Linked DNA regions of Homo sapiens: region 1 is linked to region 2. Evidence: read pairs that join two places in POLR2A ChIA-PET (ENCODE). Cell type or tissue: PC-9. All regions are shown on one strand. Links, peaks and the distances in the headings refer to the core of each region. The heading gives the core; the rest is flanking DNA.

The links. ChIA-PET counts read pairs that join two places held together with the same protein. Peaks named below come from ENCODE experiments on the same cell type or tissue, not always from the same donor. Only the 100,000 strongest peaks of a DNase experiment are listed, where the experiment ranks them.
Region 1: POLR2A ChIA-PET joins it to region 2 with 7 read pairs; 3 of 35 experiments call an interaction of 5 or more read pairs at or near these places.

What each region holds. Positions count from the first base shown.
Region 1 is chr6:18,281,040-18,288,953 of GRCh38, forward strand. No RefSeq gene overlaps it. Among named protein-coding and RNA genes, the nearest start is that of DEK, 20 kb to the left of the region's middle. In PC-9, for the core only: no CTCF peak of the experiment used is centred there; no DNase peak of the experiment used is centred there.
Region 2 is chr6:18,426,768-18,434,681 of GRCh38, forward strand. It overlaps RNF144B (ring finger protein 144B), which reads left to right. Exons shown (of 8, transcript NM_182757.4): 3 at 814-918. Among named protein-coding and RNA genes, the nearest start is that of RNF144B, 43 kb to the left of the region's middle. In PC-9, for the core only: no CTCF peak of the experiment used is centred there; DNase peaks (open chromatin) are centred at 5,004 and 5,624; H3K27ac peaks cover 2,867 bases.

The DNA of each region.
Region 1 (7,914 bases), core at 1,165-6,164, 150 kb before region 2:
ACTACTTCAACTGACTGACACAAGAAAAGAGTAGTACACTAAGAGAGCTGAGTGTAGAGAGAGGAAGGAGTAAGGTCATGGGTGTGTGAAGAGCATGACTTAATAAATCAGCCAATCATTCAGGAATGGTTAGCTTTCACACCCTATCCCGGAGATTTTCATATGAACTAATGGAAACTATCACTGGAGGTTCTAGCTCTCAAAATTCTATTTCCTTTTCTTTTTTTTTTTTTTTTTTTTTTCCTGAGACAGGGTCTCGCTCTGTCACCCAGGCTGGAGTGCAGTGACGCCATCTAGGTTCACTGCAGCCTTGACCTCCTGGGCTCAAGCAATCCTTCTACTTCAGCCTCCTGAGTAGCTGGTACCACAAGTGTGCACCACCATGCCTGGCTATTTTTTTTTTTTTTTTTTGTAGAGACTGAGTTTTGCCATTTTGGCCGGGAGCAAACATATTCAGCCAGCCAAGTCCACACTGGTCCAGGCTCCCAGGCTGGTCTCAAAGCCCTGAGCTCAAGCAATTCACCTGCCTTGGCCTCCCAAAGTGCTGGGATGATAGGTGTGAGCCACTGTGTCCAGCCTCAAAATCTTATTAATTAAAGCTTCTCCTGGCAGTAGTAGTACTAGTTTTTTGTTGTTGTTCTTCTTCTTCTTTTCTTCTTCTTTCTCCTTCTTCTTCGTTCTTCTTCTTCCTACTTTTCTTCATCTTCCTTGTCTTCGTCCTCTCCCTCCTCTTCCTCCTCCTCTTCCTCTTCTTCCTCTTCCTCCTTCCTCCTTTCTTCTTCTTCTTTCTTCTTCTTTTTATTTAAGAGACAGTGTCTTGCTCTGTTACCCAGACTGGAGTGCAGTGGCACAATCATAGTTCACTGCAGCCTCGAACTCCTGGGCTCAGGCATTCCTCCGGCCTTGGCCTCCTGAAGTGCTGGGATTACAGGCACAACCCACCACACCTGGCCTGGAAGTCCTACTTCTTGATGCTTTTGTCTTTCAAGATCATCTGTCTTGAAGATCTACTCTCACTAGTTGTAAAATAATTTGTCCTCATATATAGGCACTGAAAGGATTGAATTCAATCTTGAGAGAACATTTAGAGAGATATTCTTGCTAGTACCACAATTTACTACCATTTATTGAGGTACTTTACCTACATTAAGAAAATATCTTTACGGACCTAAGAAGTAGCCATTATTATTCCCTTTATACAGATCTGTGATTCAGAGAAGGGAGCATCTTGATCAAGGTTGCATACCCTTCTAACATTCCACATTGCTTCCCTAATAGATACAAGCTGTGGAGTGAGTCTATAGATGATTATATACTCATTTTAAGATATCTGGCCAGGCGTGGTGGCTCACGCCTATAATCCCAGCACTTTGGGAGGTCAAGGTGGGTGGATCACGAGATCTCCTGATCATCCTGGCTAACATGGTGAAACCCAGTCTCTACTAAAAATACAAAAATTAGTCGGGTGTGGTGGCACGTGCCTGTAGTCCCCGCTACTCAGGAGGCTGAGGCAGGAGAATCGCTTGAACCTGGGAGGCTGAGGTTGCCGCGAGCCAAGATCGTACCACTGCACTCCAGCCTGGGCAACAAAGCAAGACTCCTTCTAAAAAAAAAAAAAAAAAAAAAAGATATCTGAGCTATTTCCTAATTCTGAAAAGACTTTGCAACTAGGGCAGAGATCTTGGTCTGTTATGTTTGGTGATATATCCCAAATGCCTAGAAAAGCACTTGACACATTTAGGAAATACTTGTGGAATAGAAATGTTTAGTTTGGTGTGATCCTTCCAGATGTTTTACTATGAATTTACATGCATATACACAAGCCTAGAAAATAATAGCAAAAAGGTGTGTTTTTATATCTCATACATGAACTTCAAGATAATTCAGGTGTTACCTCAAAATTTCCCTCAATCACAGCACTTAGTGCACTGTATTGTCATTGTCTAATTATTTGTCAGTCTCCCTCATTAGACTGTGAGCTCCTTGAGAGTAGGAAGCATGGTTTTTTTTTTTTTTCATCTCTGTATCCCCAGGGATAGCACATAGTAGGACATAATAAATGTTGAATGGTTAAAAAATAAAAAATGTGTTCCAAAGCAGAATGAATCCTTAATAATCAAGATGTCTTTAAACATACATTTAAAAAAATAATTTCATAAACTTTTGGTGATTTACAAGACATCTATAATATGATAAATTTGCACACTCTCCATTGCATTTTTTTTTTTTTTTTTTAAACAGAGTCTTGCTCTGTCACCCAGCTGTAGTGCAGTGGTGTGATCTCAGCTCACAGCAACCTCTACCTCCCAGGTTCAAGCCATTCTCCTGCCTCAGCCTCTGGAGTAGTTGGGACTACAGGCTCATACCACCACACCCGGCTAATTTTTGTATTTTTAGTAGAGATGGGGTTTTGCCATATTGGCCAGGGTGGTCTCAAACTCCTGACCTCAAGTGATCCGCCCACCTTGGCCTCCCAAAGTGCTGGAATTATAGACATGAGCCACTGCACTTTGCAGGTGATTCTTTACTGCACGATAACTTTTTATTCGAGGCTTTTTAGGAGTTCTGTCTTTTAGTGTCATCATCCTGCCAGAGCAGTTATAAATTAAAATGTGTACTACTTTATTAGAATTTACTTTATGTAAATTAAAATGTATACTACTTTATTAGAATTTACTTTATGTCTCCTTTATGTTATAATCAGGAGGTTGAATTGTTTTGTTTTTAAAGTATGTATGTATTTGGCTATATTTTCTATTTCACTTCAAGATATAAAAGGGGTAGCTCACAAAATATTTGTTTTAAAAATGAACATTAGTCTGGTAGGGTTCAAGAGTCATTGTTCTATACAAAATATTTATTAATCTGAGACAAATCTAACAATTTAGCAGTAGTACAAATTTTACCTTCAGTTCCATGAATTTTTATATATATATATATATATATATATATATATATATTTTTTTTTTTTTTTTTTTTTTTTTTTTTTTAGATGGAGTTTCATTCTTATTGCCCAGGCTGGAGTGCAATGGTACAGTCTCGGCTCACTGCAACCTCTGCCTCCCAGGTTCAAGCGATTCTCCTGCCTCAGACTCCCAAGTAGCCAGGATTACAGGTGCCATGCCTGGCTAATTTTTTTGTGTTTTTAGTAGAGTCAGGGTTTTACCATGTTGTCCAGGCTGGTCTTGAACTCCTGACCTCAGGTGATCAGCCCGCCTTGGCCTCCCAGAGTGCTGGGATTACAGGCTTGGCCAGAATTTATACATTTTAATCTGCTTCTTTTGGCCTTTGTTATTTATTATGCTTTGTTATTTATTATGGCCTATGTTATTTCTTACATGAAGAGGTGAACAATTGCCTCATTACAATGGAATCTTAACACTTCTACCCTAGGAGAAAGCCTTGCATCTGGAGAGGGCTCTCTTTCTCTTTCACTACCATTCTTCCAATGCATTTGTTTCCATATCCCGAAAGGCAAAGGCTATTCTCTGAATTAGGAGGTTCATAGAAAACCTTTGTAAACACTTTGAAAGGCTCTACTTTGGGCCTAGTACAGAAAGCAACTGGCCCTCAGCCATTCTCTTGGCAGGGGTCAGCTTCCTGGTCTGCAGCTTGGGAACGTTGACAGAATGTGTGCCCCTTCCCACCTTTGTCCCCTTTTTTGGAGAGTGCGTAATTAATGCCTCATGAAATCTTGCTTTAAATTTTCAAGCTAGCCAGGTATGGTGGCTCACACCTGTAATCCCGCCACTTAGGGAGGCAGAGGCGGGAGGATCGCTTGAGGCATGGAGTTTGAGACCAGCCTGGGCAACATAGCAAGACCTTGCTTTTCACACACACACACACACACACATACACACACACACACACACACACACGGAAAAAAAGTCAAGCAACTGCTTTTAACAATACTTTCCCCCATAATATTTAATTAGTCATGATTTGTTTTCTTCTAAAGTCATACTCTCAGCCAGGCATAGTGGCTCATACCTGTAATCCCAGCACTTTGGGAGGCCAAGGTGGGTGGATCATGAGGTCAGGAGTTCAAGACCAGGCTGGCCAACATAGTGAAACCCTCCTCTATTAAAAATACAAAAATTAGCCAGGCATGGTGGCACACACCTGTAATCTCAGCTACTCGGGAGGCTGAGGCAGGAGAATCACTTCAACCTGGGAGGTGGAGGTTGCAGTGAGCTGAGATCGTGCCACTGCCCTCCAGCCTGGGCGACAGTGTAAGACTCTGTCTCAGGAAAAAAAAAAAAAAGTCATATTCTCCATTAGCATACTTTATCATCATTTAAATATTTTCTGGGAAACCATGTGAGCAGAAAGAGGTAAGAGTATTTGGAGAGTATTACATTTAAAATTGTTTTTATATCAATTTAAATTTATAAATAGGCTTATGGGCCAGGCACAGTGTCTCACAGCTGTAATCTCAGTATTATGGGAGGCCGAGGTGGGAGGAGGATCCCTTGAGCTCAGGAGTTCGAGACTGGCTTGGGCAACATAGTGAGACCTTGTATCTACAAAATTTTTAAAAAATTGATGAGCGGGTGTGGTGACTTATGCCTGTAATTCCAGCACTTTGGGAGGCAGAGGTGGGCAGATCACTTGAGGCCAGGAGTTTGAGAACAGCCTGGCCAATAGAGTGAGACTCTATCTCTACTAAAAATACAAAAAAAAAAAAAAAAAAAATAAGCTGGGTGTGATGGCGCATGCCTGTACTCCCAGCTACTCAGGAGTCTGAGGCACGAGAATCACTTGAACCTGGGAGGCAGAAGTTGCAGTGAGCTGAGATCGCGCCACTGCACTCCACCTTGGGCAACAGACTCACTTGGGCAACATGTCTCAAAAATAAATAAATAAATAATAAGTAAATAAATAATTAGGTGTGGTGGTGCACGCCTGTAGTCCCAGCTACTCGGGAGGCTGAGGCAGGAAGATTGCTTGAGCCAGGGAAGTTGAGGCTGCAGTGAGCTATGGTCATGCCACTACACTCCAACCTGGGCGATAGAGGAAGATCCTGTCCCTAATAAATAAATAGGCTTATGAAAAAGGTTAAGGAGCATTTCAGGCAATTGCCTTATTTTACATTTTTGGTTGGGAAAATACAGAGGACTTTAAAGATGAATATCAAAACTACCTCCAAATCTACCATCCAGAGATAACCACATTTAACAATTTGGTATGACTTTCATAGTTATTTACTACAATAATGTGTGTGAGTATATATGTGTACTAATTTTGTTGTTACAGAATTGACACTTTTTTCTATGCATTTTGCTTTTTGACCTACTTTAAAAGAATTTAACAATATATCATAAGAATTGCCCATGCTATTGAGAGTGTTTCTTTTGTTATCTGGATAATACTATTATGTTTGCTCACTTTCCCTGTGATAGTTTGGAAGGTAGTTCTCATATTTTAAATATCCACTACTGCTGCCTTTCGGGTTTTTGTTTGTGTGTATGTATATATGTATATGCTAATGTTTTTGTTTGTGTGCGTGTGTATATATATATATATATATATATATATATATGCACATGTATATGCATGTTTTCCCTAATCAATGCCAGGAGAAAACGGTATTTATTAACTTTATTTCTGCAAGATGGGAAAGTTGGCACATTTACTACCTCTCTCTCCAACTCCCACGTTTCCTAGTTTTTTGTTGATACAATCTAGGATTATTTAAATCAATTATTATCATTATTAATAAATGCTGAAGTCATATATTTTCTTTTTGTATTAGGTTATTTCTTGCTTCTGGCTTTATTATTTAAAAACTGTAAAATCGACAAATAATTGTACATATTCATGCAGTACATAGTGACGTTGTGATACATATAATGTATAGTGATCAGATCACAGTAATTAGCATATCCATCATCTCAAACATTTATCATTTCTTCATGTCGGGAACATTCAGTATCTTCCTTCTAGCTATTTGAAACTATATACATTCAATATCTTCCTTCTAGCTGTTTGAAACTATGTATTATTATTAACTAGAGTCATCCTACAGTGGTATAGAACACTAGAACTTAGTCCTCTTTCCTAGCTGTAATTTTGTTCTGGTGAGCCCAGATCGCACCAGTGCACTCCAACCTGGGTGATAGAGTAAGACTCTGTTCCAAAAAAAAAAGAAATGCATTCTGATTTGCTTTACCACTTCAGGGAGAAGGGAGAGAGCAAGACACAGACGATATTAGAGAAGGGAATTTGGACTTTACAAAATTTTCTTTGCTATAAAATGTCTGAATTTCATTAACATATAAGCCTTTTGTTTCAGTCTGCAAATGTTTATACATTATCTTATTTTATCCTTAAAACAATTGCTTTAGAGTCAAATAATCATAACCTCTGAATTCAGAAGGTTGTGGACTGAATACTTCCCTAATGATGGAACTTCTTGCGGATTACTTAAGTTTTCTTAACCTCATTTCCTTCGCCTGGAAACCAGCGTTTGAACTCTGGGAAAAGGTAACATCTACCTCATAGAGTTGTAAATATTGTGGGAGATAATTATATAGGAATTGTCAGAACCCAGACTGATGATAATAGCCATGCCCTGAGTTAGCCCAGGAGTGTGAAGCGGAGAGACCTTCAACAATGGAACCCTGAGGACATAGAGGAGAAGTCAACAGGAGGCTGAGAAGGAGTAGCCAGAGGGTAGGAGGAAGACTAGAAGAGAGTGAAGTCGGGGAGTTAAAGGGACTATAGACATTTAAGATGAAAAGAATAGTCATTAGTGTCATGTATTATGACAAAGAAATTTCCGGTAGCTTTGGCAATTAGGAACTTAGTGTGAGCTCAGCCACAGGCAGTTTCAGTAGAGATATGCAGGTAGAAGGAAGACTGTAGTTGGATTGATTAATGAGGTTAAGGAAGCAAGGAAAGTGTAAACAGCCAATAAAAAAAAAAAAAATGTTTCTCCCTTAGGAGAAAGGGAAAGCATAGAGAAAGGAGAGAGGTGGGTCAGTAGCTAGACAGATACTTAAGATTGGGAAACTGGATTTAGATTTGAAGGAATAGCAAAATTTTTTAAAAATTTAAGGACTAGGCTGGGCGCAGTGGCTTATGCCTGTAATCCCAGCACTTTGGGAGGCCGAGGCGGGCGGATCACTAGGTCAGGAGATCGAGACCATCCTGGCTAACACAGTGAAACCCCGTGTCTACTAAAAATACAAAAAAATTAGCCGGGCATGGTGGCAGGCGCCTGTAGTCCCAGCTACTCGGGAGGCTGAGGCAGGAGAATGGCGTGAACCCGGGAGGCGGAGCTTGCAATGAGCCGAGATTGCGCCACTGCACTCCAGCCTGGGCGACAGAGCGCGACTCTGTCTCAAAAAAAAAAAAAAAAAAAATTTAAGGACTAAAAGTTTGCCATATTTAAATTTTTTCAAGTAAGGATATTAAAAATACTACTATCTAGGCTGGGCATAGTGGCTCACACCTGTAATCCTAGCACTTTCAGAGGCTGAGGCAGGCTGATAGCTTGAGCCCAGGAGTTTGAGACCAGGCTGGGCAACATAGTGAAAACCTGTCTCTACAAAAGATACAAAAATTAACCAGGTGTGGCGGCATGCACCTGTAGTCCCAGCTACTTGGGAGGCTGAGGTAGGAGGATCGCTTGAGCCCAGGAGGTTGAGGCTGCAATGAGCCATGATTGTGCCACTACACTGCTGCCTGGGCAACAGAGTGAGACCCTGTCCCAAAATGAATGAATAAATAAATAAATAAAATTACTACCTAATATTATTTCAGAAAAGACAGAAAATACTAACATTTAAAAATTGAATAACCTAACTTTGTGAGAAAGTTAGTATCTCAGTGAAGATTTTCTTTTCCTGCTTAAGAGTGTCTTTTCCCCGCTGGTTGAAGGTTCCATCTCTCCTTGTTTAGGGATTTGGC
Region 2 (7,914 bases), core at 2,000-6,999:
TGGGTTTCATTTTTTCTATTCAATGTCTTCTCTGGGTTTCATTTTTTCTATTCAATTTCTTCTCTGGGTTTCTTTTTTCTATTCAATTTCTTCTCTGGGTTTATTTTTTTCTATTTAATTTCTTCTTTCCCCAGGGGACCAGTGCCTTTTTTCCTACTCCAACCTCCTTAACATGGCATCCACCAAGGCCCATATTTTTGAGGTCTCATTGTCTTTGGGATAATGTCTTTGGGACAATGTGTCTCTTGTCTTTGGGAAGCAAGTTATCTTTGCTGTCCCCAGTCAGCAGGAAGTCACCTGACTTTCCCAAATTTGACATTATCTTTTCCAGGTATGTTTGCTTTTAAGCGTGGTCCTAGAAATGTCACTGCCTTAAGCTTACTTTGATTGTGTGGCTAGCTCAGTGCAAGGGTCACAGCGTTCTGTTCTAGTTTTGGGTAAACTTTGATGGAGAGGACCACTAGGTAAAAATGGAATTAGGAACTCATATTTTTTTTTTTAAAGGAGGGGGCCTTTAGGGTTAGAAAATAGTGTTTTTTCTTTTCCTGATCTATGGTGGCTGAAATGTGTGAGCATAGGGAAATCTGACTTGAATAAACTCTTAAGATGAAGTCATACATAATTAATTGCCTGTCTCTGCATTCTTTCCAAAGTGATGGCTCTTAGTATTCACACTTGTGATAACTTATGTTTCTTGAGTACAAGAGCCTCAGGACAGCCAATTAAGGAAGAAGACACAGTGGTGGTTCTGTTATGTAACCTTTCTGCTACTGTAATGGAATGGGCAATTGTCTTTTTTTTCTTAACTTCCAGTGCCTGAAACAGTACATGCAGCTGGCAATCCGAGAAGGATGTGGGTCTCCCATCACTTGCCCTGACATGGTGTGCCTAAACCACGGGACCCTGCAGGAAGCTGAGGTATGAATGACTACCATCATCTTCCCCTCTTTCCTATTTATGTTATTTATTAGGATCTTGAGTCTTTATGTATTTCCCTACCAGGGAGTCTAGCAAGAAAATACAGAGGTTAACTTTTTAAAGGAGCACTTTATTGCAGCTTACCTTTGGACTTTTTATACAAACTGTTAAAGCTGTCATTTATCTCAGTTCTATTTACATATACCATCTTGAGTGTTGAAGAAGCTATAGAATAGGCAAAGTACCAGAAATCAAATTTACCAAATGTGAAGTTAGGAGGCTGATATGATTTGGCTCTGTGTCCCCACCCAAATCTCACCTTGAATTGTAATAATCCCCACGTGTCAAGGGTGGGACCAGGTGGAGATAATTGAATCATGGGGGCGGTTCCCCCATGCTGTTCTCGTGATAGTGCGTTCTCCTGAGAACTGATGGTTTTATAAGGGGCTTCCCTGCCCTTTGCTCAGCACTACTCCTTGCTGCGGCCATGTGAAGAAAGATGTGTTTGCTTTCTCTTCTACCATGATTGTAAGTTTTCTGAGACCTTCCCAGGTCTGCAGACCTGTGAGTCAATTAAATACCCAGTCTTGGGTATTTCTTCATAGCAGTGTGAGAATGGACACATACAGAGGCTGAATAGTGAATGGTCTTGTAAATTGTAATACCCTAAAGATAAATAGACCATGGATTAGCTGCAGTTATGGAAAATATAAACTATTGTGATTCCACAATGATAGCCTGAGTTGAACCATTTCCAAAGAGTAGAGACCTTTCAATTGATCTGTAGCAGGCATCTGAAATCTTTTTCTTTTTTTTTCATATCCCCTCGTTTGTTCAATCACCGGTTATTGGTTTGCCTTTAAATCTTCAGACTCTGCTCACTTTAAATTAGAATATAATGAACTCTTGTTTATTCTTAGGGTGTTTGTAAGCCTCTGAACGACATCCCAAGAAACAGATGAAATCAGTTGTTCATTTAGCAAACACAGAACACCTGCTTTGCACCAGGCACCACCACCCCCCAGTTGTTTTCATTGCCAGTATACTACCTAATCCTCTCAACAGACCTCATGAAATTGGGTGTTGCTTTCAGATAGGGAAACTGAGGCCCAGAAGGTTTAAGTAACTTACCCAAAACCACATATCTAGAAAGTAGAAGAGATAGGATTCTAATCCATTGCTTTCTGACTGCCATAATTACGTGGCTTTGAGTAGAATTAGGTTGGCCAGGTGCTGTGGCTCACACCTGTAATCCTGGCACTTTGGGAGGCCAAGGCAGAAGGATTGCTTGAGTTCAGGAGTTTGAGACCAGCCTGGGCAATATAGCAAGACCCCCATATCTACAAAAATAAAAATTAGAAAATTAGCCAGGCATAGTGGTGCATGCCTATAGTCCCAGCTACTCTGGAGGCTGAGGTGAGAGGATTGCTTGAGCCCTGAAGGTCAAGGCTCCAGTAAGCCTTGATCACATCACTGCACTCCAGCCTGGGCAATAGAGTGAGATTTCATCTCTTAAAAAAAATGGGAATGGGGGCATAGAACTAGGTAGGTAGATAGAATGTATGATAAAGGACTTAATAATTGGAAGCTCAATTTGTGTGTGTGTGCAGACACACATGTAGATGTGTGTGTGTGTATAGATATATATACTGTACATGCTTTGTTTATGAATATATATTCTTTTACATATATATCCTTTGCTTTGTAAGTGAAGCAGTCAGAAAGTTAGTATAGACAGTTTTTAACAATTTGTGTCTGGGCATCCTGTGTTCAATTTATTGATTAGTGGCTGAGTGCTACAAGTGAGATATAACGTTTTTTAGGGAAGTATAAAAGGAATATCTGTTTAGAAGTGATTTAAGAAAATCATGGAATAACTTTTTTGGTAAAAAGGTAATATCGAGTATGTAAACCCTGTGGAGAGATATATTATTGACTTTTGTAGGGTAAAAAGAGCTATAGTGGAGAGAAATTGGACTAGTTACTAAGAATATTGTTGATCTGTGTCACTTCAGAATTGTTTTTAAAATGAGTCTTGGGTATTTGGGTGTATCTTTCTATGCATAATCCTTCCAGGAAAGACACTTCCTTTTTGACTTGCTTCTCAGGTGTCTGATGGGTCAGCAAGTCTTAATAAAGACCACAGTGTGTGCCTGGCCCCATTCCAGGCTGGGCTGGAGAGGAGAATAAGAAAGGCCCGCTAGTGCTCTTCTTATGGAGCTTCTGGTCCAGCAGAGAGACAGTCAACTTATAACGAGTCAGATAATTATAAAAGTGAAATGCAAGAAGTGGGGCAGGCAACAGGAGCTGTGTCTGCTATGAAATCTTAGTGAATTCATGCACATAAAATCTATTAAACATAAGTGAATAGCTTGGTGAAATTTCAAAAAAAGTCCATGACATTTATCGGATTCCTGTATTCTAGACCTGTGCTGACTAATCCAGTAGCCACTAGCCACATGTGGCTATTTAAACCTAGACTGATTTAAATGAAATTAAAAATTTAGTTCAATCATGCTAGTCAGTAATTGCTGAGTGTTCAGCAGTCACATGTGGCTAATGGTTACCAGACCGGACAGCACAGAATAAAATACTTCCATCAGTGCAGAAAGTTCAAATGCATAGTGTTTTAGAATTTTCAGTAAATGGTAGCCACTAGGCACTGACATTTTGAGTATCTAATGTAAGGGGCCAGTGTGCCCAGGTAAGTGGATCAGGACAGGCTATAGTGTCTGTCTTGCAGTTCTCTAGAGCAGAGCTTAAGTAGTCTTCTCATTTTCTTTTTTTCTTGCTTCTTGCTTTCTCTCTCTCTCTCTCTCTCTTTTTTAAAACCTGGTTTTCCTCTGTTGCCCATGCTGGAGTACAGTGGTACAATCACAGCTCAACTTCCCAGGCTCAAGCGATCCTCCCACCTCAGCCTCCCAAGTAGCTGGGACTACAGATGTGCACCACCATGCCTGGCTAATTTTTAATTTTTTTTTTTTTTTAAAGAGAGGGTCTCTCTATGTTTTCCAGCCTGGGCTCAAGCAATCCTACTGCCTCAGCCTCCCAAAGTTCTGGGATTACAGGTGTGAACCACCACATCTGGCTTCATTTTCTTTGAATAGACATTTTCTCTTTGTATTTCCCCCCTCCTTTGTTCTCCTTATCCTTTCCCCACTCTATCCCTTCTCTGTCCTTCTGGTTCTCTTTATCCAGTTTTACTATAAAAGCATTTTACTTTTGTGCATTAAAACCAGACAAACCCATAATGAGTCTTAAAAATTACAAAAGGAGGCCAGGTGCAGTGGCTCACGCCTGTAATCCCAGCACTTTGGGAGGCTGAGGTGGGCGGATCATGAGGTCAGGAGATCGAGACCATCCGGGCTAACACAGTGAAACCCCTTTCTACTAAAAAGACAAAAAAATTAGCCAGGCATAGTGGTGGGCACCTGTAATCCCAGCAGGGCTTACACAGCCTAACCCAGGAGGTGGAGGTTGCAGAGAGCTGAGATTGCACTACTGCACTCCAGCCTGGGTGACACAGCGAGACTCCATCTCAAAAAAAAATAAAAAATAAAAAAAAAAGAATCAAATGTTCTCTATCAACTTGCTACTGTCTTTTTCAGTGATAAAAATACGTGGTAGTGGTAATTGATAATCATTTTGAGTTGAAAATGGAATAGAAGATTATATTGGAGATATGGGTAGCTGCATCAGTTTACATAGGCCTCCTCCTTTGAAAGTAAATACCACACACATGAATTGGACTGTACCACCTTCATTTCTAACTTGCTTTAGATCAAGATTTTATTGCATACAGTTATAACATGTGGCTTATAATCTATATATTACTGAGTATACCACAATGGGGTTCATTCACATATGCTTGACTAGGTTCTATCTCAATGACTACTACTTCCTTCTGCCTTTTAAAAAATGCTTAATTACACAGGTAACACATAAATATACTTTGCTTGTTAAAAATAATTCTGATTAAGCCTGGTTCTCTTTGTCTTGCTGCTATTTATATTACAACACGTGATTCTTCATTCTTCTCTGTCTTACCAAATGCATTTAAGTCTAACATTTCTTCATCTTCAAAGGATGGCAGGAATGTAAGCTCTTTCCTCTGAGTGCTTCCTTGTGCAGGTCTAGCTTACAGAGTTGGCTGTGCTCCATGTACCTGCCTTCTTGATTTTTCCAAATTGGCTCAGCTGTGATTATGCCTCCTAAATTTTATCTATGAAGAGTAGCCTCCTTAGTGACGCACTTAATGCCCAGTTCAAGTACAATTGAACCTCAGTGTCCATGGGTTCTGCATTTGGGGATTCAACTGCCCATGGAGAATACTCAGAAAAAATATTTTTACTGAACACGTGCAGACTTTCCTTGTCATTATTCCCTAAACAATATAGTATAATGAGTTACCTAGCATTTGCATTGTATTAGGTATTATAAGTAATCTAAAAATGATTTGAACTATACAGGAGAGAGGATGTGCATAAGTTATATTTTAGTACTACCCCATTTTATATCAGAGACTTAAGCATCTGAAGATTTTGGTATCTGCGGGAGGTCCTGGAACCAGTGCCCTTCAGATACTGAGGGATGACTCTACTGTTCCCTTGTATAGGAAATGGTAGAAAACGGCAGCTTCCCTTTCAGTGTCATGGAAGCTGGTGAGAGACAGTGACTCAGGAGGACTTGTGGCTAGAGGTGAACACACTAGGAGCCAGGGAAAAGTAAAACTTTCCTCTATTGCATCATCTGGTACTTTTAGCTTTTGCTCTGCAGAGCTTTTCCAATGTACTTGATCTTGTAATCATGTCCAACATGAAATTATGAGAGGCAGGACACAGATTGTTTATTCCAATAGCATTACTTCAGGCGAAGCCCTTGCTTGAAGTTAGTAGCCCTGTTAAAAAAGGTGATGTCTAATTTAAGCAGTTCCCATGTAGTGTTATTGAAGTAGCATCCATCACTTCCTGGGAAAGTTTGAACCATTTGTCTGGCCTGTGCGAATTTTGAGTGGTGAGTGCATATTCCTATTTGAATAGTACCTGCCATTACATGGCCTGAGAGTTTTAACTTCTTCCAATTGCTAGGTGTCAGTGGAGGGCAGGGAAGAGCTTCTCACTCACTAATCTTCTTTCTAAGCCCTGGAGCACTGAAATGACCAGCCTGCCTTTTACTGCTAGTGCCGCAGTGTGCACCAGAGAAAGGGTGGGTGCAGCTGAATGGAGGCTTCAGAATTTCTGTAAGAAGGGAGTTAGGGCAGGGCATTCTGGAGACCTGGGGTGGAGGTATGGTGGAGGAGGGATCGAGTACTGGGGAATTTGAAGCTATGTTTGCAAAATAAATACAGTTTTTACTCAGATTGCATATTTAGTTGGGTGGCTTTGGGAAAGTTGGCTACAGTGATAGGGAATCCAGGTGTTCTTCCCAAATCCTCTGCCTCCACTTGCCATCTCTTAACATTCTTCCTTCCCATTATCATGGTGGGAAGCTAGGGCAAAGGAAGGGTGAGAATGCCCAGGCAAGAGGCCATATTCCTGTTACTGTGGTGTAAGGATCTGAATGGGAAGGGATGAGTGTGTCTGTAATAACCTTTGGCTGCAATACGTGTTGGCTGGAGAAAAGTAAACCTTTGAGATGGTGGGGTTAGAGGAATCCGCCAAGCCAGAGTTAATAGATATTTTTGAGTTTCCTGGCTGAATCACATTTTAGAAAGTAGTTAAAACTTTGTTTTAAAATGTACTTAAAACTGTATAAGTGGGTAATAAGGTTTCTAAGAAAATTCTTTAACTAATGGCACATAGAAAACTAAGCCACAGTGAGTTGAATGTGTCACATGAGTGTATGGATATGTCCCTTTTTACTTATGACTGAGTGGAGGGAGAAAAGACGGGATGATATATGGAAAGATGATCTTGGTTAGATAATGTACAGAGACTTCTATAGCACATGTGAAACAAAGACCAGTGAAAGCTGCCCTCTACAGTGGACTGCGAAGATCAGTGGCCCTGGAATTCCATTTCTTGCCTTCTGCCTCTCAGACAGTGATGCCCACATATGGTTTCCAATCAGGATTTTTAATCTAGTATTCAGGTGAGAGACTTCAGCTTGTTAGTTTCACTCAGGTGAATGGGTGAATGTGCTGTTTTTCTCCTCTGTTAGGAAGAGCAGCTCTCGTTCTCTGCGTTGTGAAAACATTTTTAGTTCCTATGTTAATGTGATTAGACATTGATCCGCACAGTGAGTGTTATTTCCCCTGCCCTGGATTTTGCAAGTCATAGCATCCCCCAAATTGCCCAAACCTTGACAGGTTGTAATGATCCACTTACTAGTGGTCAATTCCATCTCCAGATGTTCTGATATGTTTTATTATTTGTTCAGCCTGTTTAATTTTTAAAGCAACTGTAGCAGAAGCATGATTTGAAGGACCAAACCTAAGTAAAGTCTGGGCGCTTTTTCCTTCTGTTTGGGCTTTCCGGACTCTGATGGGTAGCAGTTCTCTAAAGCCTATCCCCAATTTCTGTTTCATTTTTTTAATTGAGTCTTTTTTTCTTAACTAAAAAGCAATATACATTGTATTTATTAACACTTCATATGGGAACACACACCACTTTTGGCATAAATACTTTTGTGGTGAGCAGGCTTCACTTTCTGCCTCCCTTTTTTGCTTTGTTTTTTTCTGAGAGGGGGTAAGGTCAGTGTTAGTGTAGATGGTGATGCTTGTTTAAATATTATGATCGTGGTTAATACTGATTAACAGGTGTGCCTCACTTTTCATTTCTTCTTGGTTGTGGACGTTAGAGAGATTAAATCACAGTTGTGTGTAACAGTTACAGCACTCCCGTGTGTAGGTGTGGTCTGGCTTCCCTGGATATGCTCTGCTAGGGATGAAATGGAAAAGCAAAGACATTCAGCTGAGTAGGAACTGAGTGTTTTTGTTTTGTTTGTTTGTTTTTTTAGACAGAGTCTTGCTCTGTCGCCCAGGCTGGAATGCAGTGG